2 separate regions of the Homo sapiens genome follow, and region 2 is linked to region 1. A link is an interaction called in ENCODE POLR2A ChIA-PET data of the cell type or tissue named here. Cell type or tissue: GM12878. All regions are shown on one strand. Each heading gives the region's core, and the rest is flanking DNA. Links, peaks and the distances in the headings are about the cores only. Region 1 has its middle 11 kb from the start of PDGFA-DT. Region 2 overlaps PRKAR1B (protein kinase cAMP-dependent type I regulatory subunit beta).

Region 1 (8,320 bases), core at 242-8,241:
CTGGGCAACACAGTGAGACCCTAACTTTACAGAACATACAAAAATTAGCCAGGTGTGGTGGCTTGCACCTGTAGTCCCAGCTACTCGTGGGGCTGAGGTGGGAGCATCACCTACGCCTGGGAAGTGGAAATTGCAGTGAGCTGTGATTGCAGCCTGGGCAACAGAGCAAGACCCTGTCTCACAAGATAAAACAATAAAGAAAAGAGGAGCCCGGGAAGGAGTAGCCGGGGTTGACTCCAGAACACAGGGCTGGGGGTCCTGAAACAGGAGAAGGCGGCACATCGGGGGCAGGTGTGCAATGCTGCAGTGATGTCCTATCAGATAAGAGAACTGACCAGAGGGGTCAGTGCTGGCGAGGTCGTGGCGCTCTTCACAACAGGCGATCCATGGGTCGGATGGCAGTTCAGGAGTGGGCATCTCAGCCCCCTGGCCAAGGACTGCGTTCTGAGAAAGAGCTTCATTGATCTTACCGGTAGGCAGACGGGTGGTTCGCACTCTTTCTTGCTGACGAGAACCAGGGCTCTCCAGCCGCTCCTGGCAGCCGTCTTGTCACCATGAGGGAACCCAAGAGGAGGACCAAGATGTGGAGCCGGACCCTTGATCAGACCTCTCCTGAATCCCGCCTCTGGGCTTCCCAGTAAGATCCCTGACTGTGTTTGGGCTGAGTTTCTATTTTCTGGAGCTGAACGCATCAGCTGAAATAGCCAGACTGTCCAACAGGCAGGTTAAGCCCCTGGTTCACGTGTTTGTCACCCATCCTCACCTTCCAGATGTCCAGTCCCATGAGGGTGGGACTGTGTCCCTGCTGCGTCCCCTGACTAGAACGGGGTGGACACAGAGTACACAGTACGTGCAAAATAAATACTGTTGAATGCAGCCGGGCGCAGTGGCTCACCCCTGTAATCCCAGCACCTTGGGAGGCTGAGGCAGGAGGATAGCTTGAGGCCAGAAATTGGAGACCAGCTTGGGCAACTTAGCAAGATCCTGTTGCTACAAAAACTTAAAATACTGTTGAATGGAAGTGTCTTAAATCACACTATCAAAGCAAGGGGGAGAGTGAGCGAGCGAGAGAGAGAGAAATGGAGAGATGGAGAGAGACAGAGACATGGGGAGAGATGGAGAGAGAGGGAGACAGAGACCGGGGGGAGAGACCAGAACAGAAACAGCAATACAGAGATAGCGAGATGAGTGGGGAGACAGAGTGACGGGCCCTCTCTGGTAATCTCACCCAGAAGTTTACAGTCAGCAGATCTGGGGATCATTCTGGACACCACAGTTTGCTGTGTGGATTATTTTGGATTTCGAGGATGAGGGGTGCGCTGTGGTCCTGGCTGCGGCTGAGGGCTTGGAAGGTCTGGCTTGTGCTAGGTGGGATCACCGGGCACCTGCGGCTCAGGGGGCTGCCTGCTGTCCAGCCCAACAGACGAGGCTGTGAAGAGCAGGGCACTGACCGGGCTCCTGTCCCACCAGGGTGGGGCAGAATTGCTCCTGTTCACTGGGCACCTGCTGTATGCCAGGCAGTGGGTCTGTGCACCCCTCATCACACACAGCCCTCTCCCCCAGGCCAGGACGAGTGCCAGCTGCCCTGGGCTACGCACCATGTCTGTGCTGAGCCTGTTGCGGTGTTCCTGTAAACAGCCCTCACTAGCAGCCACGTGGGCTGCATTGCGCCTTATCACCTTTAGGCCACCGGGGCTCAGAGACGAAAGCAACCCATCCAAGGTGCACAGCAGCCAGCGGCGGAGCTGCCACCTCCCTCCTTCCCTCCACCCACGTCTGGCACCCCGCGGGACTGGACGTCCCGGGTGCTGGGGGAAGCCTGGTTTCTGCCATTTCCACGCAGGGGCAGGGGGATGCTATCCCACCAGAGGGGAGTCTGTGCCACAGCCCAGAGGTGCACCTTGGGTCACAGCGAGGCGAGGATAAGATTATCTGATGTATTTTGTTCTCTCCTGTCCAGAAAAACAGCCCCAGGCCAAAATGGCTTCTCCAGTGGTCCAGACAGGGAGGGACCTCAGAGCTCACCCACTGCTCACCCGAATCCTCGCCCAATGGCCAGGGGGTGAGACCCCAAGGAGGAAGAGTGTGCCGAGGTCACTCAGAGGGGAGGTTTGAGCCCCAGGTCTCTCCCACCCCACGCCTCAGTGCTCCAGCTAAGTGCTCGCCAGCTATGTCTGGGGTTACAGTTGCCAGGGGTCACAGGTCGCCCAGCCAGGACAGTGCGGGAGCTGCAGTTGGGTGAGGACAGGGAAGTCCCCTCAGGCAGGCCTGGGAAGGGAGGAGCGTGGTGTTCTCTTCTGCCTGGAGGGCCGGGGGCCATTTCTCATTGGTGACCCTAGGGGTCCTGGGTGCTGTGTCCAGATCTGGCCAAGCAGAGCATTGTCCCCAACCATGGTCACTGACCTGGGGCAGCACGAGCCCAGACTTAGCCAGTGAGATGCAGCTTCGCAGCTCTGAGTCTGGGGCAGTGAGTGTGAGGCTGAGTGTCAGTCTGCTGTCCTGCTGCTGTGAAAGGGAGACGAGGTCCCAGTGCCTGATCCAGCCACTCCAAGAGTCTGGGGCAGCGAGGGTGTTAGTCTGCTTTCCTGCCGCCGTGAAAGGGAGATGAGGGCAGGAGACAGCTCTGAAGACACGGGCCGAGGGCCCTGATCCAGCCATGCCTGAAACTGCTCACTCCTGAGCTCAACAGGTACATAGACCAATGCATTCTCTTGCTTTCTTGGGCCAGAATGCATTGGGTTCTTGTCATTACAGCCAAGGGTCATGATGTCTAAGGATAGACCCAGGTGGGGTGGGCTGTGGCTTTCTCTCTTCCTGTCTGGAAACTCACAGGTGGGAGATGACGGGCAGCTGGATCCTCCTGCAGGAGGCTAAGCAGTCAGGTCACCAGCCCCCAACGCAGAACTTCAGCAAGGACACAGGAGTTCCCCCGCCTGGCCTCACCCCCTGAGCTCCCAGGTCAGGGCCACCATGAGCGTGGACGTCAATGGGTCTCCTCAGCCGCAAACTGGAGCTCGATCTTGCACCTGCAGGGCCTACTGGGGAGTCCTGCTGGTTTAGGACACCTGCGCACGTCAGGTTCTGTTTGGGGGTCAGAGAGATGGTGTCTCCATGTCCCACTGGTTGGCACCATGCTGTACGTATGCAGTCCCGTCTGCTGCAGTGATGTGAGCGTGGTCCTGACGGGCGTTGGGGTGGGAGGACCAGCTTCCCCCTGCTCTCTGCGTGGGCTGAGGGGAAAGACCAGGCAGCCATGGAGTGGGCACGGGGCTGGGGACTTCCCTCTCTGACTCTCACCTCCTCTCTCTCTCACCTTCTCTTGCTCTTTTACTTCCTTTCTCTCTCACCCCCTCTCCTCTCTGTCTCACCCCCAACCCTGTGGCTTACTTCCCCCATCTCCTCCTCTCTGTTTCACCCTCCGCCTCGTGGCTCCCCTGTCCCCCTCACCTCCCCTGTCCCCCTCACCTCCCCTGTCCCCCTCACCTCCCCTGTCCCCCTCACCTCCCCTGTCCCCCTCACCTCCCCTGTCCCCCTCACCTCCCCTGTCCCCCTCACCTCCCCTGTCTCCTCCTCTCTCACCCCACCCTGGGGCTCACCTCCTCCCTCACCTCCTCTCTCTGTTTCACCCCCCACCTCGTGGCTCACCTCCCTGCTCACCTCCCTGCTCACCTCCTTTTCCTCCTCTTTCCTATTCTCCTTCAGTTTACTGTCTCCCTCCCACTTCTCAGCTCTTTATTCCTCAGCATGGTTTGGTGCCTACCCCAGGGTGTTCGGAGTCTGTTTCACAAGAAAGCCATTTGCCCCCACACCTCACTTGGCCCCCAAGGGCAGTGTGGGTGAAGCAGTCTCTCTCAGCCAGGAAGAGGAGTCACCCAGACCCTCCAGCCTCCCCTTGAGGCCAGCCCACCGAGCCACGGCACCGTCACAGGACAGCCACGCCCCCAACCAGCCCACCCGCTGAGCACTGCCCCCCACCCCCTGCCACCCTGGCCCCCGCCCCCCGCCCCCCGCCCCTGCCCCTGCCCCGCCTGCCCCTGCCCGGCCCCACTCCCAGGCTTGGCGGAACAGGGACCAGGCTGGTGGCAAGTCTGCAGGGGCCGGGAGGGTCTTCAGCACGGCTTCTGTTTTTCCCATCACAGCAGCACTGGAGTGGCAGTCATCGCATCCCAGACGGGTAAACTGAGGCTCAGGGCGTCAGCGTGAGTTGCTTGAGGTCACACAGTCGGCAGGAGGTCAACTCTAAAGCCCAGCTCTGCTGGCCCAGTGGCGGGGGCTGGCCTGTGTGGCCAGGGGCGTCCCCAGGCAGCACTGTCCGTTCAGAGGGCACCTGGGGGCCAGAGCCAGGCAGGACCCGCCAGGCACACAGCCCCATCAGAGATATAGCTTTTCATGCCCCAGTGCCTCTTATAAAACAGAAGCAACAGCATTTCTGGGGCCAGGCGCCGTGACTCACGCCTGTAATCCCAACACTTCAGGAGGCTGAGGCGGGCAGATCATTAGGTCAGGAGTTCGAGACCATCCTGGCTAACATGGTGAAACCCTGTCTCTACTGAAAAACACAAAAAAATTAGCCGGGCGTGGTGGCGGACGCCTGTAGTCCCAGCTACTCGGGAGGCTGAGGCAGGAGAATGGCGTGAACCCGGGAGGTAGAGGTTGCAGTGAGCCGAGATTGCACCACTGCACTCCAGCCTGGGTGACAGAGCGAGACTGCGTCTCAAAACAAAAACAGAAACAAAAAAACCCCAGAAGCAACAGTGATTCTTAGAGAAGTAACATTAACACATCACAGAGCATCCGGACGCTGGGTGTGGAGGAAACGTGACAAGCAGCCCCAAGCTCTGACGCCTCAGCGGGCAGCGTCGTGTCGCGCCCTGAGGACCGGGCAGCGCCGGGCGAGGGCTTGGAGAAGAACAGGGCGTGGAAGCTATAAGCCCGGTGCTAGGAGGCTGTCTTTCTGTCCACCCATAAATGGAGCCGCGATTTCCAACAGCGAGAGGAGGGGTAAGAACACGAGGGCCGTTTGCGCCTGGGATTTGATTTGATTTGATTTATTTTCTGGCATCTTGATCTCGGAGCACCTAGGATCTTAGGTTGTTCCTAGTTGCTGTTTTAAATCCTGGTGCTCTGAGCCCTTGAAGCAAACGTGTCGTTTTCTTAGGCTGGGTGCCCGATGTGGGATTACAGGGTCAGGGGCCGCGGCCACACTGGTGGCTCCTGGTGCCAAATTGCCGCCAGGTTGACCTGCAACTTCCGGAAGCTCAGAAAGTAGCCTGTGCTCCCCAGGCCTCTCCCTCGGGGCGGGGGTGGAGGCTGGGGGGGGGCATGGTTGGTGATGAAGGAAAAGGTCCTCCTGTGTTTCTTCCCAGCTGTGATTCTCCTGCACATCATCAGTGGTTTTCTGAGCATGAGCAGAGACCCCGATATATAAATGTGCTTTAAAAATGTGGCAAATATGTTGTTCTGTACATGCAGATAAGAACACAGGGACACTGGAAATTAAGTGTAACGCAAAACTAAAGGATTCCATTTGTTTAGATTTTAAATTTTTTACGAGATCTTTCGATTGTCTACACTGTCAAACCCAACGGTCTTTTTTTTAAACTTAAAACATGAAAGGCCGTGTGCGGTGGCTCACACCTGTAATCCCAGCACTTTGGGAGGCCGAGGCAGGCGGGTCACCTGAGGTCAGGAGTTCCAGACCAGCCTGACCAACATGGAGAAAGCCCATCTCTACTAAAAATACAAAATTAGCCAGGTGTGGCGGCGGGCACCTGTAATCCCAGCTACTTGGGAGGCTGAGGCAGGAGAATCACTTGAACCTGGGAAGTGGAGGTTGCAGTGAGCCGAGATCGTGCCACTGCACTCCAGCCTGGGCAACAAGAGTGAAACTCCATCTCAAAAAATAAAATAAAAAGGTTTGGAGAGCCTTTTAAAAATAATAAAACATGAAACGTAACACTCCTTCTAGTCTTTTATTTGGGGTTTGCTCTGTGCTTTCTAAGTTCTGAACGTTCTCTCCATTTTAGAAGTTTGATAAACTATGGGAAAACTAGGAAATAGGAATTAGCTTTTTTCCACCACTTTTTGTTTTGAAAACTTCAATTTTACAGAAAAGTCATAAGAATAATACAATGAACAGCTGTATACCCCTCACCTCATTCACCTGTTGTCCCCATTTTATCTCTCATTTCTATCTATATCTATCTCTATATTTATCTACCTATATCTATCACTCTACCATCCATCCATCCATCTACTCATCCATCCATCCATCCATCATATATCCATTCATCTTCTGTCCATCTATCCATCCATCATCTATCCATCCATCATCTATCAATCCCTCCACCCATCTACCCATGTATCACCTATCCATCCATCCATCATCTGTCTATTCATTATCACCTATCCATCCATCCATCATGTATCTATATCCATCAATCCATCTTCTATCCATTCATCCACCCATCTATCCATCATGTATCCATCCCTCCATTGTCTATCCATCCATTCATCCATCATGTGTCTGTCCATCCATCATCCACCCATCCATCATCTATCAATCTCTCCATCATGTATCCATCCATCCATTATCCATCCATCCATCATCTGTCTATTCATCCATCATCCATCCATCATCTACCCATCTGTCCATCATCTATTCCGTCATCACCTATCCATCTGTAATCCCTCCATTCATTTATGCGTCCATTCATCTACCATGTATCCATTCATCCATTCATCATCTATCCATCCATCATCCATCATCTATCCATCCATTATCTATCCATCCATCCATCTTTCTATTCATCCATCCATCATCTACCCATCTGTCCATCATCTATTCCTTCATCACCTATCCATCCATAATCCATCCATCCATTCATTCATCTATGCATCCATTCATCCACCATGTATCCATCCATCCATTCATTATCTATCCATCCCTCCATCAATCATCTATCTATTCATCATTTGTCTGTCCATCATCTATATTCCCCTCCCAACCATTTGAAAATAAGCTGCAAACATCATGACACTTTACCCCAACTGCCATGGCATCACCCAAGAACAAGGAGGTCCTCCTGCACCACCATCACACCATCAGCACACCCAAAGGACTCAACAGTGATACAATAAAGTAATCTAATATTTCCCCAGTGGTCCCAATCAGCTTTTGAGCTGCCTGCTGGTTTGAATGTGGGAGTCCATCAAGAATGGAACATGGCATTGAGTTGTCAGGTCTTTTAAGTTCCTGTTAGTCTAGAACGGTCGCCCTCTGGTGCTTTTCTCATGGCAATGATGTTTTTGCAGGTCAGGCCAGGTGTTAAGTGGAATGTGTCTCAGTCTGGGTTGTCTCCTTGTTTCCTTGAGGTCCGATCAGGGCTAAACATCTTTGGCAGGAATGTGGCAGGGGATGTGTGCCTATCCTTGCTTCACGTGGTACAAGTTTATCCCTGAACCTTTTAATATATATATATAAACTTAATTTTTAATACATCTGAAGTTAGTGTGGGGTAAAATGAGGATTTCATCAGATTTTTTTTTTTTTAGAACAGCTTCAACTGCATTTAATCCACAATCCTTTCAATGTCTTTTAAAATTCTTCATTTACAACAGAGCCTTTTCTGGGGTCTCTGGTCACATGGGTGCCACACTGTTCTGATTATTGTGGCTCTAAGATATGGTTGGCCTTGTGGTGGCTCACGCCTGTAATCCCAGCACTTTAGGAGGCCAAGACAGGCAGATCACTTGAGGCCAGGAGTTCAAGGCCAGCCTGGCCAACATGGCAAAACCTTGTTTCTACTAAAAATACAAAAATTAGCCAGGCGTGGTGGCACCCTCCTGTAGTCCCAGCTACTCGGGAGGTTGAGGTGGGAGAATCGCTTGAACCTGGGAGGTGGGCATTGCAGTGAGCTGAGATCGTGCCCCTGCATTCCAGCCTGGGTGACAGAGAGATACCCTGTCTCAAATGAATAAATAAAAGTACAGTATGCTTAACCTTCCTCCTCCCCCTCCCACCCACATACTTTCTTTGTTCTAGAAGTTTCTGTGCTTCCCATGCATACATGCATGTGGCTTTCTGGCTGCCCCTCTCTCTGGCCGCGACAGGCCACTTCCTTTCTCTGCCCCATGAGCTCGGGTCCCCTCCACCTCAGCCCTGCTGGTGAAGGTCAGATTTGTGCTTCTGCTCAAGGGAGGTGCTGGTCACCCCGATTTGGGGTCTTTTCCATGGGGCAGGGCCGGCGTCTCATCCTCTTCCCTCAGCAGAGGCCGAGGAAGGTCAGGGGCGCGGGGGCTTGGCCTGGCTCCTTCGCCT
Region 2 (8,320 bases), core at 256-8,255, 63 kb before region 1:
TCAGCAAGAGGCCCCTGCATCGGAACAGAAGTGCAGAGGGTGCTGGAGGGAGGGTGATAGTGTTTAGTGCGGAGGGTGCTGGAGGGAGGGTGATGATGTTTAGTGTGGAGGGTGATGGTGTTTGGTGCGGAGGGTGCTGGAGGGTGATGGTATCTAGTGTGGAGGGTGCTGGAGGGTGATGGTGTTTAGTGTGGAGGGTGCTGGAGGGTGATGGTGTTTAGTGTGGAGGGTGCTGGAGGGAGGGTGATGGTATTTAGTGTGGAGGGTGCTGGAGGGTGATGGTGTTTAGTGTGGAGGGTGCTGGAGGGAGGGTGATGGTGTTTAGTGTGGAGGGTGCTGGAGGGAGGGCGATGGTGTTTAGAGCGGAGGGTGCTGGAGTGAGGGCGATGGTGTTTAGTGTGGAGGGTGCTGGAGGGAGGGCGATGGTGTTTAGTGTGGAGGGTGCTGGAGGGAGGGTGATGGTGTTTAGTGTGGAGGGTGCTGGAGGGTGATGGTGTTTAGTGCGGAGGGTGCTGGAGGGAGGGTGATGGTGTTTAGTCTGGAGGGTGCTGGAGGGTGATGGTGTTTAGTGCAGAATGCCTCCTGAAGCTGTGCCAGTGGCGACTGCCACCCCAGGCGTGCATGTCACGTACAGGGATGCTCCTGGCAGCACGACGTGCTGTGGACCCTGGAGTCCGTCACCTGCAGCGTGGATAGACACGGTGAGACCCACAGGGTGAGCTCCGGATCCCTCTGGGGAAGAGTCCCCTGGGAGTTTGTGAGGCCCCGATCTGAGCGATGTGAAACTCACTGTGCTGCAAGAGTTGGGCACGTTCCTATTTGCAAGTTCTGCCTCCATAAACTGGTTTTGACAAAACCTTAGGCAAAGTGGGAGTGTCCACTGCGAGGCGGAAGGCCAGGCTGTGCCCAGGCCATTGCAGGCCCTCTCCAGCTTCATCGCCCGCAGGCCAGGCTGTGCCCCGGCCATCGCAGGCCCTTCCCCCGGCTTCATCGCCAGTCCTCCCCTAGCTCTGGGTCCCCTTTGAGAAGCAAGAGGCAGAGGTTCTGGAGGGCATTCTCTGAGGTCCCCTCGCCCCTAAAACGCTGGAGTTGCTGCCTCCTCCACGTATCCCTGCACGCGCGGGTGGGTACTCTCTGGCTCCGTGGAAGGACGGCCGTCTTCTGATTCCTGGAGGGGATCACTGGGGGGAAGCTGGTGTTTCTTCTGCCCCGTAATCCTGCTCCAGCCTCCCTCCAGGAACTGGGGAGCCTGGTGGGCCAGGTGGAGATGATCCCCACATCCCCGCCAGGCAGAGTCTGCCTTTGCACAGCAGTCGCCCCTGTGCCTCCGAAAGTTCGTGGTCGACCAGTTCTCCCCAGCGCTCACTTGTACCTAATTGTGGAGTTACACCTGCGTGGCCTTTTCTTTCAGATAGAAGACTCTGTGCCTCAGTTATTATCCAGATAATGAGTCATTGATTTCAGTAAGAATTGATTCCATGATTCATTGCAATCCATTCTTTCCCGATATGCAACCAATGGGAACTGCTTTGCCAATGGGAACTATTCTTTAAGCTCATTGACACCCAGAGGGGATAAAGCGTGTATTGTGTCAATTTATAGTAACGGAATCTGCATAATCACTGCATAATAAACAATCTGCACCATTCTTGCACGGACCCAACTGTGATGCTCAATGCATAGTAGGCACCCTGTGCGGGGGCGGCGGCCCACCCGGGCTGAAAGGGAATCTTGTCTGGGCTCCTTCCCAGGCGCAGCTCGGCCGCAGCGCCCAGCCATAGGGCGCCCATTCAGACTCCAGCCCGAGGAGCTCAGGCGCTGCCTGTAGGGAGGGAGGCCCTGGCAGGAGAGGTCTGCACTTGAGGCCGCCCGGCTCCTTCGGGGCCCAGTGGTGTGTGCTGGTGGAGGTGGGGACAGAGGAATGGCCTGGGGTGGAGAGGAAGCACACAGGTCCCCAGAGCAGAGCCCCGTGGGGATCACAGGCTCCAGCTCATCACGGTGCAGCTAGGGAAACTGAGGCCCAGAGAGGCTGAGTGAGAAGTTGACGGATTGAATCAGACACTGCCTGGGAGTCAGGCTGGGGCCGCTGTGCCGCAGAGCGGGGGCCGGGTGCGTCCGCCTCTGGTGTGGTTGTCTCATTGGCACTGGCGGCTGGGCCCTCCTGCTGTGGAGGTCTGATGCTGTCCCACCGTGGCTCTCAGCAGGGCTGGGGGTGGGGTGAGCACTGGGGTCCACAGGCCCATTGCTGGGGAACGCAGGGCTCTGCCCACAAGCGAAAGGGCTTGTGCCCCGCCCTGCGGGGACCCTCTTCTGGAGAGAGCTAAGGGGGACTTTCTGTATGGGATGCAGAGGAGGTCACCCTGCCTGGCCCCCGTGACACTTCTCTCTCTTGCTCCCCAAAGGTGTACGTGAACGGAGAGTGGGTGACCAACATCAGCGAGGGAGGCAGCTTCGGGGAGCTGGCGCTCATCTACGGCACCCCCAGGGCTGCGACCGTGAAAGCCAAGACGGACCTCAAGCTCTGGGGGATCGACCGGGACAGCTACCGGCGCATCCTTATGGTGAGTTGGTGCCCAAGCACAGAGAAGGCCAACACCCACCCTTGGCCAGGCGTCCCTGGGAACCCTAGCTCTATTCAAGGTGGGGATGCACCTGGAGAAAAGACACTTCCAACCTCCCTGACAGATCTGGCCTGTGAGAGGAGTGGAAAGGGGTGGAGGGATTCTGGAAGCTTCTTAGAAGACAGGTGGCTGGGGAGGCCCCTTCACCGTCCTCCTTTTCTCCTTCCCACTGTCTGGACTGTGGTTGTGATGGCTGGTGCTCCAGCTGCCATGTTGGGCCAGGAGGTGACTATGAGCGTGAAACCCACTCACCATGGTGATGGAGCAAAGAGGTGTGAGGAGCGTGGTTCCCTGCCGACACGGTGGCTGCTCACCCACGGGCTTCCTGTGTGTGGGGACTGACTCTTGGGCTTTTAGCTTTTTTTCTTATATGTGGCCAGATCTACTCTGAGCCACGTACCCTGTACTGTGTGTGTTGTGTGCACACGTGGGTGTATGCCTGTGCTTGCTGTGGGCGGCGGGGGTGCTATGGGCCGATTCAGCTGCCACGGCTGGTGTTTGTAGGGGCTCCTGGAGGTGAGCTCGTGGGGAGCCCGGGGAGGACCCTTTCCAGGGAGAGGAGACCCTCCACGCCCTCCCCGCACACACCCCACCTGCCAGGCCCTGTTCTGGGTGCAGGTCTGTGGGGAACACAGGCAGGGCAGCTGGAGTCTTGTCCTGGTGGAGGCGGCCGTGAACACCCGGCCCCAGAGGGTGATTCCTGTGGAGAAGGACCAAGCCGAGAAGCAGGTGGAGGCAGACGGAGTGGGGCGGGGGGGACTGCTGTTCCGTGGAGGGGCCTCAGAGACCCCCCTGATAAGGTGGCATTGAGCAGAGCCTCAGGGCAGGACGCCCGGGTGCCGGAAGCAGCCCAGGAGCGTGAGGGCCGAGGAACAGCAGCACAGGGCTGGGCCAGGGCTGAGGGGCCTGTGTGGATGAGGAGGCCTTCCCGCGTGGGGCAGTGAGGCGCTGTCCAGAGAGGGCGGGGAGGGCTCCAGGCCGAGGACCCGCAGCTTCTGCAGGAAGCACCCTGTCAGAGTGCTCAGGAGCCACGGTGGGAGCTTGAGGGCAGCTGTGACCAGATGTGGACCCAGTTCCCTGGGCCGGTTTGGGGCCATCCAGTGAGCGTAGACAGCACCCCGTGCGGCCATTCATCCTGGGAAGCTCTGGGTCTGCCACAGTGTCTGGGGTCCCTTGGTGGTCTGGGGACCCTCATAGTTTGGAGTCCCCTTGTGGTTTGGGTGGTCTCGTCATGATCTGGGGGGGACTCCTCATGGTCTAGGGGATCCCCTCATGGTCTTGGGGTCCCCTCATAATTTGGGGTCCTCTCATGGTCTGGGGGAGTCCCCTCATGGTCTAGGGGTCCCCTTATGGTTTGGGATTTCCCTTGTGGTCTGGGGAGTCCCCTCATGGTCTTGGGGTCCCCTTGTGGTCTAGGGGGTCCCCTCATGGTCTTGGGGTTCCTTCATAGTTTGGAGGTGTCCCCTTATGGCCTCAGGTCTCCTCCTCAGCTCCTTCTGTCCCATCGCTGGGCAGAGGCCTCCAGGAGCCAGCGCCTGTGGTTTGGGTGGCCGCACCCCTCCACTCTGTCCTTACCTAGCCATGACCGCTGGGCCAGGGGCTCCTCTGAGCTGGTTGGGGGTGACACAGCAGAACCTGGTGGCGGTGGGCTTGTTGCCAATGCAGCCCCGGACAGCGTCTGCTCCGAGCCCTCTCCTTCGGGGCCTGGGGTCCCGGGGTCCAGCCCGGCCGAGGAGGGGTTGAGCCAGGTGGGTGTTGCCGGGGTCCTCGGCCTCTCCTCCATCCCCTGCTTGGGATGGTTCCCTCCACTCCATGCCCGAGGCCAGCCTGGTTGCTATGGCAGGAGGTGAATGGCCTGGTGTCTTCTAGGGGGCTTGGCTGACTCCTGGAAGGCCAGCCTGGGTGGGTGTGATTCCTAAGGAGGGAGCCACAGTTCCAGGACGCCCAAGGGCAGGACTGGGGAGAGTCCTGGGGGATGGTTTAGGATGGAGCCCCGTGAGCTGGGAGAGCAAGTTCAACCCTGGGTTTCCCTCTTGGAAGTGCGTCGTCTGATTGGGGAACAAGGATTTGATGGCCATGGGCCAGCTGAGAGACGGTGTCCTGCTGGCGCTGGCCTGTCCCGGCCCCACGGCGATGCCGGCTCTTGTGTTTTGTGGATGGCGCGTTCGCACAGTCTTTGGGGCGGCTGTTTCATCAGATTCTGCACCCCATGAGCTTCTCATTTATGCACCTGTGGGGCATTGCTGGGGTGCCCACCCTGGGTCTGGGGCTCCTGTGCTGCTGGGGATACTCCAGTACACAGAACAGATGATGTGCAGCCTCCTGGGAGGAGTTGCACGCTCCCTCTCTTCTGTCTGAACCCGCTCACTCCTGCCTTCACTGGGAGGCCTCTGTCGCCGCGTGGGAGGGGTCCCCTGAGACACCCTCCCCCTGAGAGGGGCTGGAGCGGTTTTGGGGCAGGAAGAGGGCACAGCGGTTCCCATCTCCTCTGGGCGCACCTGGCCCGGCGTTGCATAAGCCGTTTCCCCACCATCCTTGACGCCCTGTCGCTCCCGGCTGGGGGATTTTTGTGGCTGGAACCTTATATTCAGGGAAGTTCCCAAACCACTGAGGGAGCTGGCGCTTCCTCTGTTTTAATTTTGGGTCCCTGTGCGCTAAGAATAGCTGGCCGCGCCGGGCTGGTTTGGACGGGAGCATTTGCAGGATGGTGTCTGTTTCTGTATTGGCCCCGAGCTCCTCACACAGCTCCTGTTTCTGCCTTAGTCCCGAGCTGGGACGTGCTGGGACCTGGGGGACGCGGGAGACCCGGTCTGGTGTCTCCAGGAAGTAGACCACCGCCCAAAATGTGAACGCTGACTCCAGTTTAGGATCCCAGAGTGTCTGATCTGGGAGACTCCCTGATGCCCGTCTCTTTCCTCCACCGCTTCACGTTTTATCCGAGGAAGGATGGGGTGACCCCACCTCTAGGCTCCCAGGCAGGGGCCCAGCCCGGGGCCAGCACTCCCCAGACTTGCTTTTTCTTTCTTACCTTTTTGTTTTTTTTAATTTTTTTGAAACAATGTCTCACTGTCACCCAGGATGGAGTGCAGTGGCACAATCTCGGCTCACTGTAGCCTCCGCCTCCCCGGCTCAAGCCATCCTCCCTCCTCAGCCTCCCGAGTAGCTGGGACTACAGGCGTGTGCTACCGCGCCTGACTAATTAAAAAATTGTTTTTTGTAGAGACCTGGTCTCACTATGCCACCTAGGCTGGTCTTGGACTCCTGGGCTCAAGTGATCCTCCCGCCTCAGCCTCCCACAGTGCTGGGTCTATAGGTGTGAGGTGTGAGCCACCGTATCCGGCCTGATTTTTCTTTCTTGTAAGCTTTGGAGTCCTCTGTTCACCCTGATCCTTACCCAGGACCTCAGCGTTTGGAAGCAATGGATGTAGAATTCTGTGGTGGAGGCTGTGCTGGGGTATCCAGAGCCCAAGACCCCCTTGGAACCTGAGTCTTTGGTGGAGGTTGGACCCTCCCCGCCCCTCAGCCCCCGCTGACCAGTATCCGGAGTGACTCGGCACAGCCAGTGGGGCCAGGAGGGGACCAGTGTCCGGAGTGACTCGGCACAGCCGGTGGAGCCGGGAAGGGACCGATGTCCGGAGTGACTCGGCACAGCCAGTGGGGCCAGGAGGGGACCAGTGTCCGGAGTGACTCCGCACAGCCAATGGGGCCGGGAAGGGACGCGGCTTCTCCATTTCTCAGCACAAGCAGTTTGTCACTTGTAGCCTCGAGGACGCTGCTAAGGTCACGGAGGGTCCCCGAGCCTCGACCGGGGCTTAGTGCCCTGCAGTGTCCACGTGAGGCCACGGCAGCCGGGAGGGCCCGTGTGCACCCTCACTCGGGCGGGACGGTGGGCTCAGGAGCTCTGAGGCAGCCGTGATGTGCTGAGGGTCACACAGTGTGCACGTGGGGACCCTGATCCATGGGGGGATCAGAGCCGGGACCTGCCTGGCAAGTCCACCTCACGGAGGCCCTGGTGGGAGGAAAAGTGGGCACCGTTCACAGCTGGCGACCCCTGCTCCGCCTGCCTGGGCCTCTTTCTCTTCTCATTGGCCCTGGGGTCTGTCACGCTGGGTTCCACAGCGGTGCCTTCAGACTGAAGTTGCCAACCCCACAGCCGTGCGTGGGAGCCGGGGCTGGCTTTCTGGTGGGCTTCACCTCACGACTTTGGGGGTGTGTGGCTGTGGTGTGAATCTGCTCCTCCTGGCTTTGAAGTGTGAGGGGATGAGGCCGTGTTGCAGCCATCTGGGGCCATTGTGGGGAGGGTCAGGCATCACCAGTCATTTCACCCCACTGACAGTGCGTCTCCAGGCTGGAGAAGTGGCTGCTGTATATATTTTTCTTTTCCTTTTTTTTTCTGTTAATAGAGGTGAAGTCTTGATATGTTGCCCAAGCTGGTCTCAAACTCATGAGCTCAAGCGACCCTCCCGCCTTGGCCTCCCAGAGTGCTGGAATTATAGGCGTGAGCTGCTGCACCTGGCAGCCGTTATCAACGCTCCAGTTTTCCAGGCTTTCTGTGTGTAGGTGCTGGCAAGATGGGGCAGAGCTGAGGCCGGGACCCAGGCCCCGTGCCCCCCGAGCCGACTCATGGGAAGTGGGTGGGACCGGTGTTAAGAAGCCACTTCTAGCGCCCCCGCCCTCCCCGTGCCGTGGGCTTGAGGAAGCCCTGTACCTGGAAATGGGGGTCACCTGCCTTTTCCCACACAAAGCCCCCCTTGGGGATGCCGGCAGACACACTGCAGAGCCCCCACGTGGGGGTCCCAGTGCCCACCGGCCAGCTCGGAGGCCAGCTCCCAGCCCTGCCTCACCGACCGTCTCAGCCACAGAAGGAACATGATCCCAAAAGGGGCAGTCTTTGGGGCCGGGCCCTCCCCCGGGGGCCCCTGGCAGCCTTCAGCTGTCACCCCGCCGCGAGAGATGGACGGGTGCACGAGGCTTTAATGTCTGAGGTTCCCCGGGCAAAACACGCTTGCATTCCTCCGGCTGGGCGTAATTGCTGGGCAGTCAGTGTGAATTATAAATTATTTTTCAAAAGAAGTGCTTTTTTTATGGCTGGCAGAAATCTAAAATGGCCTGGGCTGGGTCATTGCGCCTGCCACTGCCCCGGGCATCCGGCCCGCTCTCCGCTCTCGGGGGCAGACACGCGGCACTTTCTGCTGCCGACGGGCCTGGGCTCGGCGTTTCTGAAAAGATCGTTGTCACTGAGGAAGCCCGGTTCGTTCAGGCACCCGCAGCGGGTGGAGAAGTGCCGTCTGCACCGTCTTGGTCTTGGGCCAAGTTCCTGAGGTTTTTCTGGACCTGCTGGGCTGTGGGCTTTTGCCAGAAAGAGGGGACCTTGGGGAGGGCTTTGGCAGAAGATAGGACACCCCCTGGACTCTAAAATTGGGGCTTACAGCCATTTTAGTGCTGCTCTGACCCAGAGCTGATGGAGAAACTGAGACCTGGGTATCGGGGAGGGCTGGGTTCCCACCTGCATCTCCTGCGTCTGCGTCTGCTGTGACTTGCAAGGCCTGGGGCTGTTTTCTCCCCGGATGCTGGCCTCTTGGGCTCCAAGTGCCCATCTCTCGGGGCCCCGCCCCCACCCTGCTGGTCTCTTGGTCCCCTGGACTGGGCACGCGAGGGCCACACGTTGGAGTGGCAAGGTCAGTGCCGCCAGGCCAGGA

What was found. ChIA-PET counts read pairs that join two places held together with the same protein. Peaks named below come from ENCODE experiments on the same cell type or tissue, not always from the same donor. Only the 100,000 strongest peaks of a DNase experiment are listed, where the experiment ranks them.
Region 2: POLR2A ChIA-PET joins it to region 1 with 5 read pairs; 3 of 35 experiments call an interaction of 5 or more read pairs at or near these places.

Annotation. Positions count from the first base shown.
Region 1 is chr7:526,881-535,200 of GRCh38, reverse strand. No RefSeq gene overlaps it. Among named protein-coding and RNA genes, the nearest start is that of PDGFA-DT, 11 kb to the right of the region's middle. RefSeq lists an enhancer at 1,622-2,179 and a silencer at 4,318-4,514. In GM12878, for the core only: no CTCF peak of the experiment used is centred there; a DNase peak (open chromatin) is centred at 3,250.
Region 2 is chr7:590,387-598,706 of GRCh38, reverse strand. It overlaps PRKAR1B (protein kinase cAMP-dependent type I regulatory subunit beta), which reads left to right. Exons shown (of 11, transcript NM_001164760.2): 7 at 2,403-2,561. Among named protein-coding and RNA genes, the nearest start is that of PRKAR1B-AS1, 8.3 kb to the left of the region's middle. RefSeq lists a silencer at 7,552-7,698. In GM12878, for the core only: no CTCF peak of the experiment used is centred there; a DNase peak (open chromatin) is centred at 5,156; H3K27ac peaks cover 987 bases.